2 separate regions of the Homo sapiens genome follow, and region 2 is linked to region 1. The links are chromatin contacts, found by Hi-C or POLR2A ChIA-PET in ENCODE. All regions are on one chromosome and are shown on one strand. The core of a region is the stretch at or near the end of the contact, and the rest is flanking DNA. Distances in the headings are between cores, read along the strand shown. Region 1 overlaps LOC107984198 (a long non-coding RNA gene). Region 2 holds the start of LINC02678 (long intergenic non-protein coding RNA 2678).

Region 1 (4,683 bases), core at 1,121-3,620:
GGTACCACCCTCTCAGACATTAAAGAGATCTTATACATGTTTGTTTTGGTATTTGTAAGAATTTTTTGATAAGCAACATTCCATAATCTGATTCCGGATATGGCTGCAGACAACCTCCACAATTCAGGATGTTCCGGGGTAACTATAGGATGAATCATTTTTGGTCTAGGAGGAACGATGACCTTGTCCAACCATTTGAATGGGTAAGGAGACACCCATTCCCTCTTTTTGTAGGACTGCCAGCCTTTCTCTTCATAATCTATTAAATAGTTAAACTCAGGACATTGGGTATTTTGGCCAGAGCAATCTCGCCAATAATATCCTTTTGGGGCCCAGTCAATGACAACACTTGTGATCGGACTCCTTAGCACCACTACTTTTGGGGCATTGCAATCACTCCATAGAATGTTTTGAATTATTAGGTCCCTTTATAAGGTCTTTTAAACAGTCTGGCAATCCTTGTGTTTTATTATGCTTTACTGTGACAGGAATTCTCTGTTCTTCAAATGAATTTATGTTAACGGTCAGAACCTGAAAAGAATTACTACAGAAGACATTATGCACCTGATAAGAATCATTGCTGGAGGCCGGTACAGTCCACATCCAATTTTGATTAGAGAATGCCAAACAACCAGGTGCAAATCCTACACACAATGGTGGAAATTTATATCCAATGGACACATTAAAAGGCATTCCTTCTTCATCTGTTTAAGCCGGAAATCTGTCATCATTAGGGACTGGCATGAATGCACTGTCATTAGTATAAACTTCCACTGAGGAATCCATCCATGAAACAGATCGAATAAGAATGGAAACGGGACATATGCCAGTAGGTGTAATTTTGAGTTGCTGCAGCCCCGGGTATACTTACCACTGCAGTAACTACCATAAAGGCAGCCAAGATAACATTACCCATAGTTTTTGGAATCCCTTTGTCCTGTAGGTGTCTCTCAACCTCTTCGGACATTACTTTTATCTGACCCCCCCACATCAGCAGGGTGGAATTTTAGCATTGGGAGTTATAGGGCGAGGCTGTGAGGCAAACTTGAGATATAAATTGTATTAGTCAGGTGACGAGCCTTGCGTTTTGATTTCTGGCGGCTCTTCTCCTTTTGTTTCTGATGGTTCTTCAGGGCTGGAGTCATGGTACAAATTCAGCTGATGGGAGAGAACCCAAACAGGTTGTTGGTCCTTTCCTGGGGAGACACAAGCAAAACCCCTACTCCATGTTATTACAGTGCGTAATTCCCATTTATTAGTTTTTGTGTCCTTCCACCATACTTGCTTGCCTTTTTGTGGGTCAAATTTATTACCAGCAAAGTGTTGTTCTGCTGCCATGAAAGGTTGGTTCTTGGCCAAATTTAAAAATTTTAATGTGAACAGAGCTAAATTTATCTGAGCATGGGGAGTACTGACATCCCCTTTCTTTTTGTTACCTTGTTTGCGAAGCTGGTCCTTGAGAGGTTTATTAGCTCATTCCACCAGAGGCTGTCCTTGAGAATTATAGGGAATTCCAGTAGTGTGAGTAATGCCCCATGCTTGAGTGAACTTTTTAAAGGCAATGCTGGTATAGCTGGGACCGTTATCAGTTTTAAGCTTAGCAGGGCAGCCCATAACTGAGAAACAAGAAGGCATATGTCATTTAACACGAGCAGTACTTTCTCCTGTTTGGCATGTAACCCAGATGAAATGGGAAAAGGTGTCAAGTGTTACATGTATGAAAGAAAGTCTCCCAAAAGCTGGAAAGTGGGTCACGTCCATTTGCCAGAGTGTGTTGGGGGAAAAGCCTCTAGGATTAACTCTGGAAGGAAGTGGTTGTAGGATTAACTCCGGAAGGAATTGGTTGTAGGATTAACTCCGGAAGGAAGTGGTGTAGGATTAACTCTGGAAGGAAGTGGTTGTAGGATTAACTGCCGAAGGAAGTGGTTGTAAAATTAACTCTTGGCCAGAGGGACAGTGCCGTACTATGGTTTTTGCCTGTTTCCATGTGGGAGGGAACTTGCTTCTGAGTCCTGCAGCATTGACATGAGTTAGGGCACGACAATTTCGCATGTCCATAAAAATGGATGTGGCTAAAGCATCAGCTCTGGCATTTACAGCTGAAAGAGGTCCTGGAAGTGATGTATGGGCTCAAATATGAGTAATGTAAAAGGGGGCACAGTGTGCTCTGAGAACTGTCTAAGACTTTTGAAAAAGTGAAAGTAAACTTTCCTCAGGCAAAAATTTAACACCGTTTCTATGTTGTGGGCAACATGCACGAGGTATGCAGAATCAGAAACAATGTTGACAGACTCAGGAAAATCCTCAAGGACAGTCATAACAGTGCTAAGTTCAGCTCGCTGTACAGAAATAGGTCCTGTGTTAAGAACGCGTTCCCATGGTCCTGTGTATACAGCACGGCCATTAGAGGAAGCATCAGTAAATATAGTAACGGCTCCAGTTAATGGAATACTTCTGGTAATATTAGGTAAAATCCAGGAAGTGAGTTTCAGGAACTGGAACAATTTTACATTAGGGTAATGATTGTCAATTATACCAGGGAAATGGGCCAAATTTACCTGCCAAATAACACAATTTGTAAATGCTTGTCAGAGTTGTTGACGGTTTAAGGGAAGAATAATTTTTTGAGATTCCTGTCCCAAAAGTCATAAAAGATGGGAACAGGCTTGCCTAATGAGGGTAGAAATTTAGTCAAGGTAAATAGTAAGTGTCCTTAGAGAGCTATGGGGAAGAAAACACCATTCAATTATATCATGTTCCTGAGTGATGATCCCTGTTGGAGAGTGTTCAGTGGGAAAAATTAAAATAGTAAAAGGTAATTTGGGATTGAATCTAGTGACCTGAGACCATTGAACTGTTTGTTCAATCAATCATAACTCAGACTCAGCCTCTCTGAGTCTGAGGTTTCTGTAAGAAACCTTTTCCTGTGTAAATCTGGATCCCCACATAATGTGGCAAAAAGGTTTGACATAGCATATGTAGGGATGCCCAAAGAAGGGCAAATCCAATTAATATCCCCAAGTAACTTTTGAAAGTCATTTAAAGTTTTTAAGGCGTCTCTCCTAAGCTGAACTTTTTGTGGTGTAATCAGCTTGTCTTCCAACTGCATGCCCAAATATTGAAAATGAGAGGTAGTTTGAATTTTTTCTGGTGCAATAGTCAAACCTGCTTCTGAAATGGCCTGTTGAATCACAGAAAAGCAGGAAATCAAAATGGTGTATGGGGGGGCTGTGCAGAGGAGATCATCCATGTAGTAAACGATGTAACATCGGGGAAACTGATCCCTGACAGGTTGAAGCACACGCCCCACAAAATACTGACAAATAGTGGGACTATTAAGCATGCCTTGTGGTAGGACTTTCCAATAGTAGCATGTAGCCTGAGCGACATTGTTGAGGGAAGGGACCATAAAAGCAAACTTTTCAAAGTCCTGAGAGGCCAGTGGAATGTTAAAAAAGCAATCTTTAAGATCTATGAGGATTAGAGGCCAATACTCAGCGAGCATAGAGCGGGAGGGTAAGCCAGATTGTAATGTCCCCAGAGGTTGAAGTACAGCATTAACTGCCCTAAGATGAGTGAGCATTCTCTGTTTTCCAGATTTCTTTTGGATAACAAAGACAAGTGAATTCCATGGAGAGAAAGATTCCTCAATGTGTCCCAATTCTAACTGTTCCAGGACTAAATTATGGAGCGCCTCCAGCTTATTTTTTGGGAGCGGCCACTGATCCACCCAAACTGGCTGAGTTTTCAAGTCAAAGGGATGGCATCTGGAGGCTTGACAGTGACTGCTTCTAAAAAGAATAACCAAGCCCTTTGGAGTCAAATTTATAGAAAGGTTGAATAGGCGCAGTAATACCTTGAGCCAATTTTCCCAGACCAGTGTCTTGAACATATCTCATTTTTGTCATAATGTTTTTACTTTGCTCACTGTTGGCAGCATGTGGAAATGAAATTTGTGCACCCCATTGCTGTAAAAGATCTCTTCCCCAGAGATTAACTGGAATAGGTGTAGAGGGTGAACAGTACCAGTCTGTCCCTCTGGGCCAGTACAATGTAAAATAGTGGAACTTTCATAAACCTCAGTGGCCTGACCAACTCCCACCAACCCGGTGAATGTGACTTCTTTGGGCCAGTGACGAGGCCATTGGTGTAAAGCAATAATGGAAACATCAGCACCCAGGTCAATCATGCCCATGAATTTCTTTCTGTGTATATGCGTGGAACAAACAGGTCAGGTGTCAGAAATTTTATTAGCCCAGTAAGCCACTTTACCCTGATTATCTGCACTCCTAAAACCTCCAGTTCTTTTATGAGAACTGGATCTGAGTGGAATGTACAGCAGAAGAAGAAGTTGAGCAATTCAATCTCCTGCTGAAGCTTGGCAAGGAACTGCAGAACTAACAGTAATGTGTATTTCCCCAGAGTAATCAGAGTCAATTACACCATTATGTACCTGAACACCTTTTAAATTTAAGCTTGAGTGACTGAGCAATAAACCAACAGAGCCAGGTGGCAAGGGCCCAAAAGCACCTGTGGGAACAGCTATTGGTGGCTCTCCAGGCAAAAGGGAAATGTCTCTAATACAGCAGAGATCTACTGCTGCAGATCCTGTGGTGGCGGGGGACAAGCATTGAAATGAGATCCTTGTTGGGGTTGTGACATCTATGCTTGTGGCATGAATGG
Region 2 (4,683 bases), core at 661-3,160, 570 kb after region 1:
CATTAGGACAAAGGGGACATGTCAGTCACGGGCACAGAAGAGGGTGAAACCGAAAGGCCACGCATGCTGGGAAGACGAATTGGCAGCTGGGTTCAATGAACCACCATGCCCTCAAGGTTAAAATTCAGAAAGATCTATTTTGGTCTTAGATCATTTGCAGTTTTGTTAGGTTTGTTTTGCCCGATAGGGTGGGCAGGGAGGGGGAGGTTGCATTCGAGTCGTAACTGGGATGATTTCTGGGAACGAGAGCCTGAGAAATTCCTTCTCTGCTCAAGGCAGCAGGGGCAGAGGAGACAGGATTCCCATGCTTCACTCTCAAACCCCGGCCAGCCGTGCGGGCAGATGTCACCAGTGCCTGCTGCTGGCAATACCACTTGGCTCCTTAAATGGTAAATTCTGCTAAGAAGGTCTCCCTTTTCCAGGAGATATTTTAAAACAAATGCAGTGGACATTTCCCTTCAAAATGAGATGCATTCTGTCAAGCAGCTGGCATTCATTAGGAAACTAGAGACAAAAAGTATCACAATCAAATGACACCATTTGACAGAGGAGGAAACTGAGCCCCAGAAGTCCAGTGGCAGAGCTGGACCTCCACTCAGCTCTCCTGGGTCCCCCACAAGGGCCAAGGTGACCGGCTCCCTCTGCCATCCCAGCACCATTATCACATGCACCACCCATCCCATCACTCTGGAAAGGGCCTGATCTGGACAACGAATTACTTGTCCATTCTGACTCTAACCCACTACCTCCAGGACTTAAGGAACTAGGAAAGCAAAGAATGGAAAACCAGCAAGTCCTCTTCTTTGGGGGCTTTGTTCTATGTCTGGGGGATGTGAAGCCATCTCCCTCCTAGATATGAACGAAGACACATGTGGCCTGGAAGGTGTTGGCAGCCACTTTATCACCATGAGGGAAGCAGTTTGAGGACTCACCTGACCTACAGGGAGAATCACAGATAACTCCACCTGCATCTTCCTAAGAGTGAGAACCTTGGAGAAAGTCAATTCAAACACTTGCCTTCCCTCAGGAGTCAGTTCTGAGAGCTACCAAGGAGAGGGCAGGATCAGGGTGAAAAATGACTTGGGTCTCAGACCCAGAACATTCTACTGGCTGCCTCCAGGACTCAGTGGGGGGCTAGGAAGGGTTCTCCATCTTCCAAGGGTGTGGAGTGTGCTGTGGGTCACTCAGAACCTCCCTCTCCTCTTCTGTGATCAGCGGATCTTGTCCAGCCCCTCTCCACTGCTGGCTCACTCAGCGCCCTCCCCCACCCAGAAACTGCTGGGCTCACCTACTGAGCTATGTGATCCCTAAGAAGCTGTCAGAGCTGTACAAGTCTCACAATTCCTTACTCACTAAGCACTGGCAAGCGCAAGCTCCAGGGCGTGGCTGTCAGCACTCTGCACCTTCCTGGAACTGTCGGGGGAGCATACGGTCAGCAGCACCATGCACATCCTTATTGTGCAGCTCAGGAGTCCAAAGCCAAGAACAAGACGGTGAAGACAGCCCAAGAAGGCTTTTCGGTGCAGTCAATGTCTGACATTTATGATGCACCCACTCACCGGGGACACCGAGTCACATCTGAGCCTCATTTTTTCTTCTGGGAAGACATGCACACTGCCCGACTCATATCATTCACCTTTGGACAGGCAAAGGAGGGAAGGAGGCAAGGCAGGTGCTTCTTTCTAAAAAAAAAAAAAAAAGAAAGAAAGGATAATAAAGAGAGAAAGAAGGAGGGAAGGAAGGGAAGGGAAGGGAATAAAGGAGAAGAAGGAAAGAAAAAGAATGAAAGAAGGAAGGAAGGAGAGAGAGAGAAAGAAAAAGAAAGAGAAAAGAAAGAAAACAAAAGAAAGGAAGGAGAAAGGAAAGAAAGAAAGAAAGAAAGAAAGAAAGAAAGAAAGAAAAAGAAAGAAAGAAAGAAAGAAAGAGAGAGAGAAAGAAAGAGAAAGAAAGAAAGAAATCAAGCAAGCAAGCACGCACGCACGCACGGCCCAGGAAGAGAAAACCAGTGAGTCCTCTCTAAATGGTGAATCAGAGTCCGTGGCATAGCCAGGGACAAAGTCCAACTTGCCTCTGCCCGGATCTCCGTCTGCTGCCATCTCCGGAGGCCACACGGCCTGCCCCTCCCCTGCTCGCTCCTCATTCTCTGATGACAGGTGGTATGAGTGGCTACTCACCACTCTGACAGCCTCTCAGCAGCAGACTGTACCCTGGGTTTGCAGGTAGAGCCTGAGTTACACCTCCTGAATGCATTACACATCACAACACTGTCACCACACTCTCTTTTGACCTAAAGAAACCCTGCACTGGGTGACCTCCAAGAAGCCATCTGCCTCTGATGCTTCTAGGTTAGGCAGCAGGGCTGGGAGAGTGGTAATATAAACCCCTTCTTTCCACTGGGGCCTTTTGGTTTCAGTCCTTGGAAATATTATTTGTAAAAGAACTTAAAATGCACTCGCTTTGGGGAAATGCTCAGATTCAGGAGACCCCCCGATGGGACATGGAGAGAAGCCGGGGTCCTGGGGAGGCACCACCTGCCTTGCCTCTTTCTGCACCCCAGCACCCAGCCCAGGCCTGGCACACAGCAGGGAGGGCTGGCTGGATGCTTCCTAAGCGAGTGGTTATTCTCTAAGTGGATACAACCAATGTGCCGGCCAAACAGATGCACTGGAGCCTCTAGGTGCTTAGGTTTGGTTCACGGTCTCGCAGGCATCCATTGATTGGAATATATGTAGACTTACTTTTTTTTTTTTCTTTTTTTGAGAGGGAGCCTCTCTCTGTCATGAGGCTGGAGTGCAGTGGCGCGATCTTGGCTCACTGCAACCTCTGCCTCCCAGGTTCAAGCAATTCTTCTGCCTCAGCCTCCCGAGTAGCTGGGATGACAGGTGTGCACCACCACGTCCAGCTAATTTTTGTATTTTTAGTAGAGATGGGGTTTCACTATGTTGGCCAGGATGGTCTCAATCTCTTGACCTCGTGATCCGCCCACCTCAGCCTCCCAAAGTACTGGGATTACAGGTGTGAGCCACCACACTTGGCCTCTAGTGCAGGGGCTACCAGGTGACCAGAGTTTTTATTCTTGGTCACTTTAGCACAAAAATAGAGAAAAGTGGCCTCAGTGAACCTTATCTGTACCTCATTTCATCCTTGCAGACATCCCCAGGCTCTGCAGGACCAGCGAGTGAGAGGAACCACGCACATACCTGGCAACAGCAGTCTGGGGTTGGTGTGCCCGTCTGTAATGGCTGCATGTGGTACATTTGATTCTATGAGCGCGTGTCTAATGTGAGTTTCAGGAAGGCGACAGCTGTGCCATGAAGAATGGATGACTCACCTCTCTGCACCAGCCTCGCCAGCATGCAGGCCTGTGTGGTGCCGTCCAGAGCCCAGGGCTCAGCATGAATGAGGAACGCACGTACCTGAAGTCGGGTTCCCATTCCAGCCCTTCCCCATCCAGCTTCTACTGACTTCCAACCACTGCGAAGAGAAACGTGTTGTCTCTGGCTAATTCCCTCTCTCGACCTTCTTAAGCAAACCTCCAGGAAAGGCTGCAGAAGGGGACCTGTGAGGTTTGCAGATGGCATCAGAAGGCTGAGAGACAAGTGTCCTCCAGCCTCACCAGCAAGATTTCCTGTGCCCTTCCCATCTCCACTTCCCCACCCTGCAGGCTCCCTGCAGGCAACCTTTCTGTCCCCTTCCCTCCTCCCCCACTATGTTTTCCTGCCCCTTATTCATCATTCACTGGACATTCTGAGCACCCATCTTGGCTAGATTTCAAGGCACTGAGGATTCAAAAGGAGAGTCAGGCATTGCCCCTGCCCTCAAGGTGAAAGCTGGAGCTCAGCTGGGAGAAAAGAACCTGCCTTCAAGTGACATCAAAAGTTGCAGGGGTGGCCAGGCATGGCGGTTCATGCCTGTAAATCCCAGCACCTTGGGAGGCAAGGCGGGAGGATCAGTTGAGCCCAAGAATTCAGGAGCAGCCTGGACAACATGGCAAAACCTTGTCTTTAGAAAAAAATACAAAACAAAAACAAACCAAAAAAATAAAGCCAGGCACGGTGGCACACGCCTGTAGTCTCAGCTACTTGGGAGGCTCAGGTGGGAGGATCACCTGAGCCCAGGAGATCAAGGCTGCAGTGAGCCGAGATCACACCACTGCACTCCAGCCTAGGCTACAGAGTGAGACCCTATCTCAAAAAAAAAAAAAAGAAAGAAAGAAAAGAAAGCTGCAGGGGAGGGTTCAGGGAAGCTGTGTAGAAGCTGAGTCCCTGTCCACTTCTTTTGCCTGTGAGCAGTCTGAAGACTTGGCCGATTGAGGGAAATCTTTACTGCTTTGGGTCTTACTTGGAAACCCGAAGGCTTAGCTGGGTATGAGGCTGCAGCAGTCCTGGTTCTGCTATCTTAAAAGTATGTCTGTGGGCCAGGCATGGTGGCTCACACCTGTAATCCCAGCACTTTGGGAGGCCGACGTGGGCAGATCACCTGAGGTCAGAAGTTTGAGACCCGCCTGGACAACATGGTAAAACGCCGTCTCTACTAAAAATACAAAAATTAGCCCAGCATGGTGGTGTGTGCCTGTAGTCCCAGCTACTTGGGAGGCTGAGGCAGGAGAATTGCCTGAACCCGGGAGGCAGAGGTTTCAGTGAGCCGAGATTGTGCCACTGCACTCCAGCCTGGACAGAGCAA

What was found. A loop is a pair of places that touch in the nucleus more often than their neighbours do. ChIA-PET counts read pairs that join two places held with the same protein, here RNA polymerase II (POLR2A).
Region 2: a loop to region 1 is called in a map of A673, with 3 times the contacts of the local background. The contact joins the promoter of LINC02678 here to the enhancer-like site in region 1. A Hi-C loop is called at or near these places in 1 of 168 maps with a recorded cell type or tissue (A673). POLR2A ChIA-PET finds 5 or more read pairs at or near these places in 1 of 52 experiments (MCF 10A).

The regions. Positions count from the first base shown.
Region 1 is chr10:5,039,481-5,044,163 of GRCh38, forward strand. All of the region lies in intron 3 of LOC107984198 (a long non-coding RNA gene), which reads left to right. Among named protein-coding and RNA genes, the nearest start is that of AKR1C2, 38 kb to the left of the region's middle. Within about 2 kb of position 2,371, at least 4 of the 41 ENCODE cell types and tissues checked have a DNase peak (open chromatin) inside an H3K27ac peak, as active enhancers do; they include A673, where a contact is called at or near this core.
Region 2 is chr10:5,608,755-5,613,437 of GRCh38, forward strand. It overlaps LINC02678 (long intergenic non-protein coding RNA 2678), which reads right to left and starts at 1,911. Exons shown (of 3, transcript XR_001747275.2): 1 at 1,354-1,911; 2 at 933-1,043.